3 separate regions of the Homo sapiens genome follow, and all the other regions are linked to region 1. The links are chromatin contacts, found by Hi-C or POLR2A ChIA-PET in ENCODE. All regions are on one chromosome and are shown on one strand. Each heading gives the region's core, a stretch centred on a gene start or an enhancer-like site at or near the end of the contact. The rest is flanking DNA. Distances are from core to core; before and after follow the strand shown.

Evidence for each region. A loop is a pair of places that touch in the nucleus more often than their neighbours do. ChIA-PET counts read pairs that join two places held with the same protein, here RNA polymerase II (POLR2A). Pooled maps may share reads with other maps.
Region 2: a loop to region 1 is called in a map of natural killer cell, with 18 times the contacts of the local background. The contact joins the promoter of ST6GAL1 here to the promoter of ETV5 in region 1. A Hi-C loop is called at or near these places in 1 of 168 maps with a recorded cell type or tissue (natural killer cell), 3 of 37 single-sample maps with no recorded cell type and 11 of 50 pooled maps. POLR2A ChIA-PET finds 5 or more read pairs at or near these places in 1 of 52 experiments (activated CD4-positive, alpha-beta T cell).
Region 3: a loop to region 1 is called in a map of CD8-positive, alpha-beta T cell, with 7 times the contacts of the local background. The contact joins the promoter of LINC02043 here to the promoter of ETV5 in region 1. A Hi-C loop is called at or near these places in 4 of 168 maps with a recorded cell type or tissue (B cell, CD8-positive, alpha-beta T cell, naive thymus-derived CD4-positive, alpha-beta T cell and 1 more), 1 of 37 single-sample maps with no recorded cell type and 14 of 50 pooled maps. POLR2A ChIA-PET finds 5 or more read pairs at or near these places in 2 of 52 experiments (A673 and activated naive CD4-positive, alpha-beta T cell).

What each region holds. Positions count from the first base shown.
Region 1 is chr3:186,107,570-186,110,997 of GRCh38, reverse strand. It overlaps ETV5 (ETS variant transcription factor 5), which reads left to right and starts at 1,909. Exons shown (of 13, transcript NM_004454.3): 1 at 1,909-2,058. RefSeq lists silencers at 1,597-2,226, 2,257-2,356 and enhancers at 1,390-2,368, 3,127-3,186.
Region 2 is chr3:186,928,609-186,932,036 of GRCh38, reverse strand. ST6GAL1 (ST6 beta-galactoside alpha-2,6-sialyltransferase 1) reads right to left here and starts at 1,511. Exons shown (of 8, transcript NM_173216.2): 1 at 1,203-1,511. RefSeq lists silencers at 1,091-1,280, 1,521-1,600 and an enhancer at 1,288-1,896.
Region 3 is chr3:186,823,685-186,827,112 of GRCh38, reverse strand. LINC02043 (long intergenic non-protein coding RNA 2043) reads left to right here and starts at 1,592. Exons shown (of 4, transcript NR_125409.1): 1 at 1,592-1,806; 2 at 2,401-2,671. It also overlaps the pseudogene MCF2L2P1.

The sequences.
Region 1 (3,428 bases), core at 660-3,159:
TGAGTTTAGAGAGCAGGATGTCATGGGATGGGATGGGGAGGAGCGGGAGTGGGGGTAGACAAAATTGGGGAGGAGGAGGATCTGGGAGCTTACCTGGGCCCTTCATCTAGCTAGGGAGATAGAGCTCTCAGGAATGTCAGCAATAAGCTCAGAGCACAACTGTACTAGTGTAAGATCTCCAGCCACCAAACAGAAACGGTACCACCTGGAGAAAGAAAAAGGGCACTAAGGGAAAACTGGAGTCGGAAGCAAAATGTTCTACCAGGAAACTAGATCTCAAGGAACTGCTTGTTACATGTTCAGAGTACTTTCCATCCATCAACTCATGCCCATTTCAGTCTTCCAAAGTCAACAGCTCCAGCGTGCCTGGTCAGTGCTGAGCCCAGGACTCAACACGGGTGCTGCAGGTTGCTTAGGGGCACGCCAACATTTCAAGGGCTATAAACGACAGACCAAGTGTCCGCTCTGTTTAAGAGACACAAGTGGAGATAGGAAAGAACCTTTGACTTAAGTGTGGGGGTGGCAGGGGCAGGAACTGCCCCAGAGTTGGCCACCGTGGGACCCCCATTGCTAGGGGCTCTCTCCTGTCACTTAGCATCTTTCCTCCCCACCGCTGGCACGCGGCGTGAATGGCAGGGCACTCCAGCAGGACGAGAACAGAGCTCCGTCACAGGCCCCCAGCATCCCCGGAGAGAAGATAGAGCCGCCCCACGGCCTTCACAGGAGGGGGTAAGGGGGCGGAGAGGGGAGAGGATTGTTTGTTTATTTGTTTCCTGGAACACCCTGTTAAGAATCTCAGCAATTGCAGTTAGTGCCCTATCGTTTGGCAAGCAGAGCCGCTTCTCGTCGTTCCCAGCTGCACGGGATCTAATTCGCAAATACACCATCTTGCATTCAATACTTAAATGGAAAACAAGCAGCCCGGGGAGGGAGGCAAAAAGTCTGAGTCTGCATGCCCGTTTCGGAGGGATTTAGGTTTCCAGGTCGGTGGACTGGCTGCTGCTGTCCCCGGAGAGGATTTCTTTGAGCCCGAACCCTGTCTCACCTCGACTACAGAACCCACTCTGGCGGAGGTTACGAGCCGCAGTTAAAGAGAAAACGGGATTTGGTTGGGTCTTAGGCCTTGCCAGTACAAAATAGTAACAAAAATCTGTTTGAGAGCTGAGATTTTAAAAGGAGATGCTGCTTATTCTTCCCACTGGAAACCTGGTTAAAAGAAATTAAGGCCTCTCTTAAAGGTAACTAAGATTAGAGGGCTCGGTTTCCGTTTTCTGTGTTTCTGTGGGCTAAACGCCCAGGTCGGTCAGCGAGTTTGTGTGGAATGACGAATTCCTCTCCCCTGAATTCTAAAATGATAACTTTGCTTGGTGCTGCAGCTGCGAACGTCTGGCGCCAAGAGACCCAATTCTGGTCGGGGCTTTGCTGGATGGAGAAGTGGGGGTGAGTGGGTAAGGGGGAAGAGTCGTGCCTCGGTGAAAAGTCGGGAGAGCGGCGAGAAGGGAAGTAACGGCGGCTCCTCCTGGCCTCGGCCCCTTTAAGTGCTTCACTGACTCAGCTAAGCTTCCCCCTCAGGTCGCGTTTTTTATGAATGAAAAACGTCCTTACATTCATTATATAAACAAGCCTGTGCTGATTGGCCAATGGCCCCCGGTGCATAAATTATGTAAAACAGACCCCTGAGGGGGTGGAGAGAGATGCACCGCTGGCCAATGGGGGCCGGAGTTGATGGGGCGGCTTGGTTGGATTTGCCCGCAGACAGGGTAAACAAGAGGTGATGGACAGCCGCGGGAACGGCCTCTGGCCAATGGGAACAAGGCTGGGCTAGGGCCGCGGGCCAATGGCGGCGGGCGGAGCAGCGAGCCGCGGGGGGCCGGGCCAGCGCTCCAGCCTGGTTGGCAGCTGCGGCGCAGAGTCCAGCCGCTGGTGCGCGGAGCGGTTCACCGTCTTCGGAGCGGTTCGGCCCAGCCTTTCGCCCAGGCGCCCAGGCCCGCTGCGCGCGTGCGTGAGCGCGCCTGCGCCGCCGGGGCCGCTGCAAGGGGAGGAGAGAGGCCGCCTCAGGTGAGGGGGCTTTGCGGGGGCAGGGGGGAGATCGGAAGGGGCGTCCGGCCACTGGTCCGACAGGCCCAGCCGGCTAGAGTTCACGGGCTGATTCAGAATCTTCAAAGTCGGGGTGCAGTAGCTGGGGTGACCCCCCCCGGGTTGACCGCCCCCTCCCCCCGCGGCCCGGTCCGGTTTGGTTCCTGGGAGGCGTCGGGCGGGTGCGGCTAACGGTTCCGGAGCGCGGGGAGAGCGGCTTTCCACACGTCGTGGGGGAGGCGCCCCGGAGCGCGAGTGCGGGGGCTCCCGAGTGGATGGGGGATCGCGGAGTTGCGAGGCTTTCACAGTCTCTGGAGATTCGAGAGCCCCGAGGGGACTTGGAGGCTCGCGAGAAGAGACGCTTGGCGGAGCTCCGCAGTTGGGAGGAGGGGGCGGGAAGCAGTTTGAGGGGAATGTCTGAGAGGCGCTGCCCCCCAGAGCACCGGGAGGGGGTAAATGACACAGGCAAGTGCAGCCTGCGGGGGCGGGGGTCGACCAGGAACTTACGCAGGCCTTGCAAGTTTCAGGTGGTGGAAAGTGGACATCCAGTCGCCCTGCTCCCACCCAGCAGGCTGAGGGCGTCCGGCTGTGCGGCGACTCGAGAAAATCGGGGCGCACCGGAACAGCGGCCTGGGGATGGTGGGGATAACACGGGTGTGGAGGGGACAGCACCGAAAGATGCTGCAGCCTCGCAGCGGATTAGGGTTCCGGCCGCATTTTCAGAGGGTGGAGAAAACTCGGGGGGGAACCGAACTCCTGGTCGACGAGGGGGTGCCAGGGAGAGATGTTGGGGGTGGGGGGATTGGAAGCGGTTGGTAGCGCCGGGCGCCGCACCTCGTTTTTATGAATGTGGGTGACTTTATGAATGAAGCGGGTTTCTTTCGTTGGCTCGCTGCTCCCTGCGGCTTTTTTTTTTTTCTTCCCTTTTTGTGAATGAAGCATTGAGCTTTCTTCCTAAAACGCTGGGGTGAGGGGCCTGCGTCGGAGGCTGGGCGTGCGTTGGAAATGGGGGCGGGGGCGCAGCTGAAGGAGTTTTCATGAATGGGGAAGGCTGAGAATTGGGTGGAAGTGTGTCTTGTTTTGTGAATGGGGCCCAGCGCTAGAGATCCAGTTACAGCCTCTACCTGATGTGGCGGCCGCGGCTCGCTCTCCCATTCATAAAACCGGGCCCGCTGCGCGCCACAGGGGAGGGGCCTGGATCGCGCCGCTGCGCTGTGCTAAAGTTTTCCTGGGGGCGCCCGGGGCGCGGGTGGTGGGGGGGCAAAGGAAGTGGTTTAAACTCCTGGATGAACTCGAGCCTTTCCTTCAGGCTTTTAAAAAAATTATACTTGGAATACAATTTTTCTAACCCT
Region 2 (3,428 bases), core at 262-2,761, 820 kb before region 1:
CGCCCACAACCTGCACCAACACCATCGCCTCAGAGACCAATTCACCGCGAAACCATCTCCCCGCTGCAGATCGTGTCCGATTAACATCTGCAAAGCTGAGCTGAGCATATGTAAGCAAAGAAAAAGCAAAACAAACAAGAGTTCTCTTTTTCCGGACCTCGGAATTTCTTTCAAATAAACTCAGAACTGAAAATTGTACGTCCCCAGCTAGAATACGAGGTCTCGGCTGGCCTTGCTTGCGAAAATGCATTAACAAGCCAAAAGGGGCTAGTGACATCTGGGGTGTCTGGGCACACGGACACGGGCCTCAGAGGCAAAGAGCAAGACCGCACTGGGCGACTCGTACATTCTTCCCGCAGGCTGAGGAGGCGACCAAAATATCCCCACAGAGGCAATCGCCGGAGTGCGGGGACAATAGTGCACCCAGCACTCTCTTTTTTTGAGGGGCACCCTTAGACCCTTAACCCAACCCACATCTCTAAGAGACCTCCAGGAGGTGAAGGTGAGGGGTGGTCCACTTCACCCAAAAGAATGCGCCACGGCCGGGGACCGACTCAGCCTGGAGTAACCTTTTTGTAGCTGCTTTCTTGTTTTGGTTTCCCTTTTTAAGTCTGGCAGTTTAGTCTGATGCCCAAGCGGTACCTTTTAAATGTCTCTCTCGCCCTCTTCCAGCAAGTGGCGCCTCTAGAGCCACTCCCTCCCCCGAGGCTGAGACAATGGCCCGGCACCGCAGGGCGGCCCCTAAGGGTATGCAGTGCGTCCAGCTCTCCGGGCAGGGCGCACGTGCGTTTGTTATGGTGCCTGTGCCCCCTCCGCTGCCGCGGGCCTCAATTTGTCGATCCGTAAACCCAGACTCTGCAAGGCGCAATGCCCCCACGCCACCCCACCCCATACTGACGGTGCCGTGGAGAAATCCGTGTTCCCCGGGGCTGTGCGCACGTGGGTTTGTTGTGGATCCGCAGGCTCGCGGAGCCAGAGAGAAGCCAGGGTGGCCCTTTGGCCCTGACAAAAATGCACACACCCCCAACCAAAAGGCGGCCAGCCCCGGAGCCAAGGCAGCTGAGGCGGAGCTGGAGAGAGATTCCCTGCGCCCTACGCGCGCCGCGGGCCCCGCGCCTCCGCTATCCTCCCGCGCCCCTTTGCATCACACTCCTCCCGGGATAGCCCGGGCCGCGCCGCCGCCCACCGCACCCCCTACTCACTCGCTGCACTCTCGGCCGCGGAGGCTGCGGTTGCTCAGCACGCTCGGTGGCGGCCGCCCGCTCCGCGCCCACGCCGGTCGGTATCGGCTCCCTTTGTTAACGCCGGGCAGTGCCCCAGGCGTCTTCCCCAGCCCGGCCCTGCCCAGGACTCCCCTCCCCCAGGTGACTCCAGAAAACGCGCTCGGCAAGGGCAGGATCGCCCGGGAGCTGGGGACCCCACTAGGGAGTCTCGAAAGAGGGGTCCGCTGGGGAAGAACGGGGGACAGAAGACGCACAGTGGAAGGGACTGGAGAAGGAAGGAAGAAGAGCGCGGCGGAGGGGCGGGAAGGAAGCGAGTCGCCTCCGTATGCAAATAGAGTTGCGAAGACTGGGTCGGTCTCCGCCCCCACTCCACCTCTCGCCACCGGCCACACCGCGCCCCAAACCGGCCTGGAGGTCGCTAGCGAGCGGGCTTGGGGTTAAAGACTCTTGATGAAGGCACTGGGTGATGCTAGAATCCTGCCTGCTCTCAAGGAGGGTGGATCGAGGGCCGAGTGGGAGGGGCCACGCGGCTGCGCAAGGACCCCTAAATGCCTCTTCCCCGCTTGGCCGCGAGGGGTCAATCCAGCAGTGTCCGGCTTTTGGTCCTAACATGCGGGTGCTGTACACCCGGTCTCTGCTACCGGCTGACTGCGAGACCCTGAGGAAGTCGCTTAACCTCTCCGAAGACTCGTGTTGCTCTTATCTAGAATAGGAAAGAACAAAATCTTTCACTGCGTTTGGCATTAACCTCCTAACATTGAGGCATGACTCCTACTGGGCGCTCTCAAATGGCAAATACAGAAGGAGAGGAGCGTCCTCGAACCCCTGCACCCAGAGGCTTCCACCCCAAGCTGCAGGCTGAAAGACTGAAGCCTCAGCCTGGATGGTGAAGGGAGCGAGGTTCTTTCTTTTCACCCGGACGACGGTGGGGCTGCTGGGGAAGGAAAGAGGATTAACCAAGCTGCGTACTGACCATCCCCGATAGCCCCAAGGCGATTTCCCTAAGAAAGAAAAACTGCCCAACAGGAGGGCGGAAGGGGCCTTTAAGGCCTCCAGTCCAGCCTCCCATAGCCCAAAGAGAGGATGTGACTACCAGAGGCAATAGTCATATCCCAGTTGTCTACTGAGTGCACACTAGGCACCAGGCTGTGTGCTGGGTGGGAAAGGGGAAAGGAAGGAGATACTGGAAGGTTTGGGGGTCCTCTGGGAACACAAAGTCCAGTGCACACTTAAAGTGCCTGAAGCCCAGGCCCAGAGTTCTGTCTCCAAATGAGGTGCCTACCCCACATCACCAACCTTGGAAAGGGAAGTTACATCCGCACCCTGTCCCCAGCACCCTTCTTCCAAACACTGCTTCCTCCCTGTCCTGATCCTGGCTCCCTTCTGCTGATACTGTCATTCCCTTCCCTGCTGCCCCTGAGGCATTTTTGCTCAGTACAAAGAGCTCCAATTGAAGGGAGTGCCAGCCAGAGTGAATTCAAATCTTTATGACCAACTCGCTGTGCCTTCTTGGGTGAGTTCCACATCCTGTGAGCCTCCCTTTCCTCTTCTGCAAAATGGAGATATTAAGGAAAGCGTTGTTTTCAGGATCCTGTGAAATGACCTACGTGAAACACGTAGCTTAGTGTTTGGCATATAGAAGGTGCTCCTGACAGTAAAATGTATGTATGCGTGAATGAATAGAAGCAGCCAAGTTCAGAAGACTATTTCTGGAAGGATGCTACATTGAAGATTTTAGGCCCTATTCGAAAAAGGGAAAAAAAAAAAGGAGGCTATTAAAAGATTCTGTGCAGTAGCATGACATGCATCTTTGTATTTTACAAGGATTCCTCTGGCACCACACTGGAAAATAGATGGCAGAAGCAGAGAATGCAAGAGACTAGATTGGAAGCTGACATCAATGGAGATATAATAAGAGCCTGAACTGTGTCAGTGACTGTAACAAGACAGAAGAAAAGGACATCTAAATAATAGCTACCATTTGGAGATCTGACATGGTTTGGCTCTGTGTCCCCACCCAAAAATCTCATCTTGAATTGTAATCCACATGTGTCAGGGGAGGGACCTCCTGGGAGGTGATTGGATCGTGGGGGGCGGTTTCCCCCATGATGTTTTTGTGATAGGGAGCTCTCACGGGATCTGGTTGTTTGATAAGTGTCTGGCATTTCCCCTGCATTCTCTCTCTCACCTGCCGCCATGTAAGAT
Region 3 (3,428 bases), core at 343-2,842, 720 kb before region 1:
CTGGGTGCTTTCTCTCCTCTCCAGGAAAGCGGATTTGGAGGAACAGGTTTCGTGACTGTCATCCAACTGGAAAAGGCCCCGCGAGCTGGAAGGGGGGGCGGGGGGGGGGACGGGTGCACCCTCAGAGTTATTGCTGGAGGCTGTGGCCAGGCCGGGCAATGTGGTGACTTCCGCTGGCAGGCTGAGGCCCACCCCAGCCCTCCCACCTGGGCCACGGGGCTCTCAGCGGGAGCCCCAGTTATGACCGGACACCAGCGCACCGCCAAGGAGACAGCCACGTGGGGACATGCCGGGCTAGCAGGGTCAGAGCCACTTTGAGGACTAGTGACCTCGGTTCCCTGGCTTAACCAGGTCCTTATGGGTGAGAATCCTGAAGAGGGGGAGAGGGATGGAGGCGAGGGACAGTAGGCAGGAGGAGCTGATGAATAGGAAGGAGGAAGAAGATGAAATAAACAAGAAAGAAAGAAATTACGTTCAGAGCGCTGCTCACCTTTTCCATGTCTTCTGCACCTTCATAGCCTTCAAAGGTGTCCATGGAGCTAAACTCCCTGCTGGAGCAGCCTTGGGGAAAGAAAGGAAAGGATGGGGCCTCTCTGGGGTGGGAGGACAGCCCCTCTGCCCATGGCAGGGTGTAGCAGGCAGTGCCTGTTGCAGGCGGGGTCCTCCCCATCTCTAACTCCTGCTCTCCCAGGGCCTGCACTCCGCTGGGCTGTGAAGGGAGTCTGATTTTTTCAGGCTCTTTCCAGCGCTGAAATGCCTTAATTCACTGAGAAGAAGCGTCCACATGCTTTTCATGGCCCTACCTCCCTGTTCGTCCAAGAAAACAGTCGTCTTTTTTGCTTGCCTGTCTTCTAACCATGCCTCCGTCCCTTCTTCCTCCCCTGTCTATTTCCCACCCTCCTCCCCTTCTTGCCTCCTTTTCTTTCCCGTAATTAATGTCCATTTCCCATCTCCCTGGCAGCCTCTGCCAAGTGTCACTGCTCCCCATAAGGGAAAATAAGAGGAACAAGCAAGTGCATCCATCCCTGCCTCTCTCCGCAGTGAACTGATAAACCCATCAGTCTTGCCCGTGGTGCACCTGTTACATCCCCGGGAGGTGTTGGACACTGTGGGGAACAGCAGCCACCGCCAAATACTCAGCAACTGCCCTGTGCCTGGTGGGATGGTAGGCGTTTGTCAAAGTTTAAGCCTCACAACCCTGTAAGGGTCTCAGCCCCCTTTACAGTTGGGGAAACAGACAGCAATGGTCACTTGGCCAAGTCCTCTTGGCCTGTGGCAGGGCAGCTGGCTTCTCCAGCCCTGCTGCTCTTTACCCTCGCTCTGAGTGAGATGCGGTTTCTGCGCCACACGGCTCACAAGCCAGGGTAGGGAGCCGAGCATCTGCATAAAGCTCCCAGCACAGGGCAGCCCCAGACTGAGGCTCGGCTGAGTAATCCACGCGGCGGGAGCCGTGCTAGGAAAGTGTCTGCTCAGGCGAGAATTCAGGGAGGTTTGGGCAGGCCTTGAGGGGCGGACAGGACTGGAGAGGGAGGGCCTTCTGGGCAGAGGCATGGCGGGAGGGCTGTAGGCGGCAGTGGAGGGAGCTGCAGTTATCTGGGTGAGCAGGCAGCGGACAAGTGACGTCTCCCGGCCTGCTGCCCCAGGCCCCCCACAAGCCGCGTTCTGGGGCCGTGGCCTCCCCAGAGCAGATCAGTGGGGGCTGTGTGAGCAACACTGGGGGCAGCTGGGCAGCGCCTCCCTGGAGGCCCCTCTGAAATCCCGCCGGATGCTGGCAGGCTCCAAGGGGGCTGGACACCATCTTCTCAGGTTGAAGCAAGTCCTGGTTGAGTTCCTAGTCCAGGAGGTGGGATGGGTGAGGGGTGGAGGGCAGAGGAGAAACTGCGTCAGGGATGTGTCCGCCACCTTCATCCTCCAGACGGGACTTGGGAGCGGCTGCAGGAAACCCTGAGAGATTCCTCTTTAGGGAAGTCATCCAGCCCTGGGGTCCCCTTATGCCGGGAGCAGTGAGGACAGAAGAATGACCATCTATCTTGCTGAAAGCTCTGTGAGGGAGGAACGGAAGAACGGAGGGAGCTACGACCTTGACCATCCCCTGAGTGTCCATGGCCTCTGTGCTCCGGATGATGCCGGGGCTGCCAGGGACCACAGAGCCACCCACTGGGAGGCTGGGGGTTGGCCTGGCTCAGGGGCGTTCGTCAGCCATAGACACCCACAGCATGTGGTGGGCAGGGCTGGGAGGTGACACAGGAACTGAAAAACCTGAGAAGCTCCAGCCACTCCGCAGGGTAAGTGCCACCTGGGGTAAAATGATTAGCTGGTTCCAGCCCCTCCGCAGGGTAAGTGGCACCTGGGGTAAAATGACTGCCTGGAGCTGGCAGCTGCTTTCTCTGCTCTCCCCAGGGCCCTGCAGGGAAGCGTGGAAAGGCGGCACAGGGCTGGACCCAGAGGAGCTCTCAGATGCTGGACTGGACTGTTTCAGGGGTCATCTAGCCCATTCCCCGCCTCCAGGCGAGGATTTGCTTGAGCCTGGAAAGATGAAGGATCCTCCCAGTGCCGTCAAGCCCCGGATTCCACCTCCCTGTAGGTGGACTGCCAGCGCAGGCCCTGACAACGCAGAGAAAGACACAGGACCCAGCTGGGCCAGTGACAGCAGGAGCTCCTGGTGCCACAGGTGAGGGTGGGGACGCCTGGAGCACCATGGGGGTCCTGGTTTAGTCTACAGCAGGGTCTTAAAATAGGATGTAAGTGTTACATCTTGACACAGTGTACACATGCTGACACATATTAAAACAAATTTTACACAGCAGTATTATCCTGAGTATGAGTGACGCCTTTTAAGGAGTTTATATTCTATTAATTCCCTTTTTAAAATGCTGGTCCACATCCACTGAATTGATTTTATGACCTACTAATAATGTGTTATAACCCACAATTAGAAAGGCACCGTTCTAGGGCAGGGCAGAGGGAGACAGAAAAGAAAGAGAAGCAGAAAGGAAATAATAAGGACAAAGGGAAGGAAGAACAAAGTGAGGTCAGAGTGGAGGAGGGTGTTTTGTGGGAGGTCACACAAATGCCTGCCATGATGTCCCTTCAGCCCTCTCCTAACACAAACCACATCCCACTCTGTGTCTGCCCTTAAGTCTTTTCCATTGGACCCTGGGTTTATATTTTATTAATATAAAAGAATATATTTTTGGTGGAAGGGATATATAATAGAATATATATAATATATAGAGATAAGATAAATAGAATATATATAATATATAGAGATAAGATATATATAATAGAATATATAATATGTATAGATAAGATACATATAATAGAATATATATAATATATATAGATAAGATATATATAATAGAATATATGTTTGGTGGAAGGGCTATCTTTTTCACCTCTGTAAACCCACAGCTTCTAGCAGAAGAATT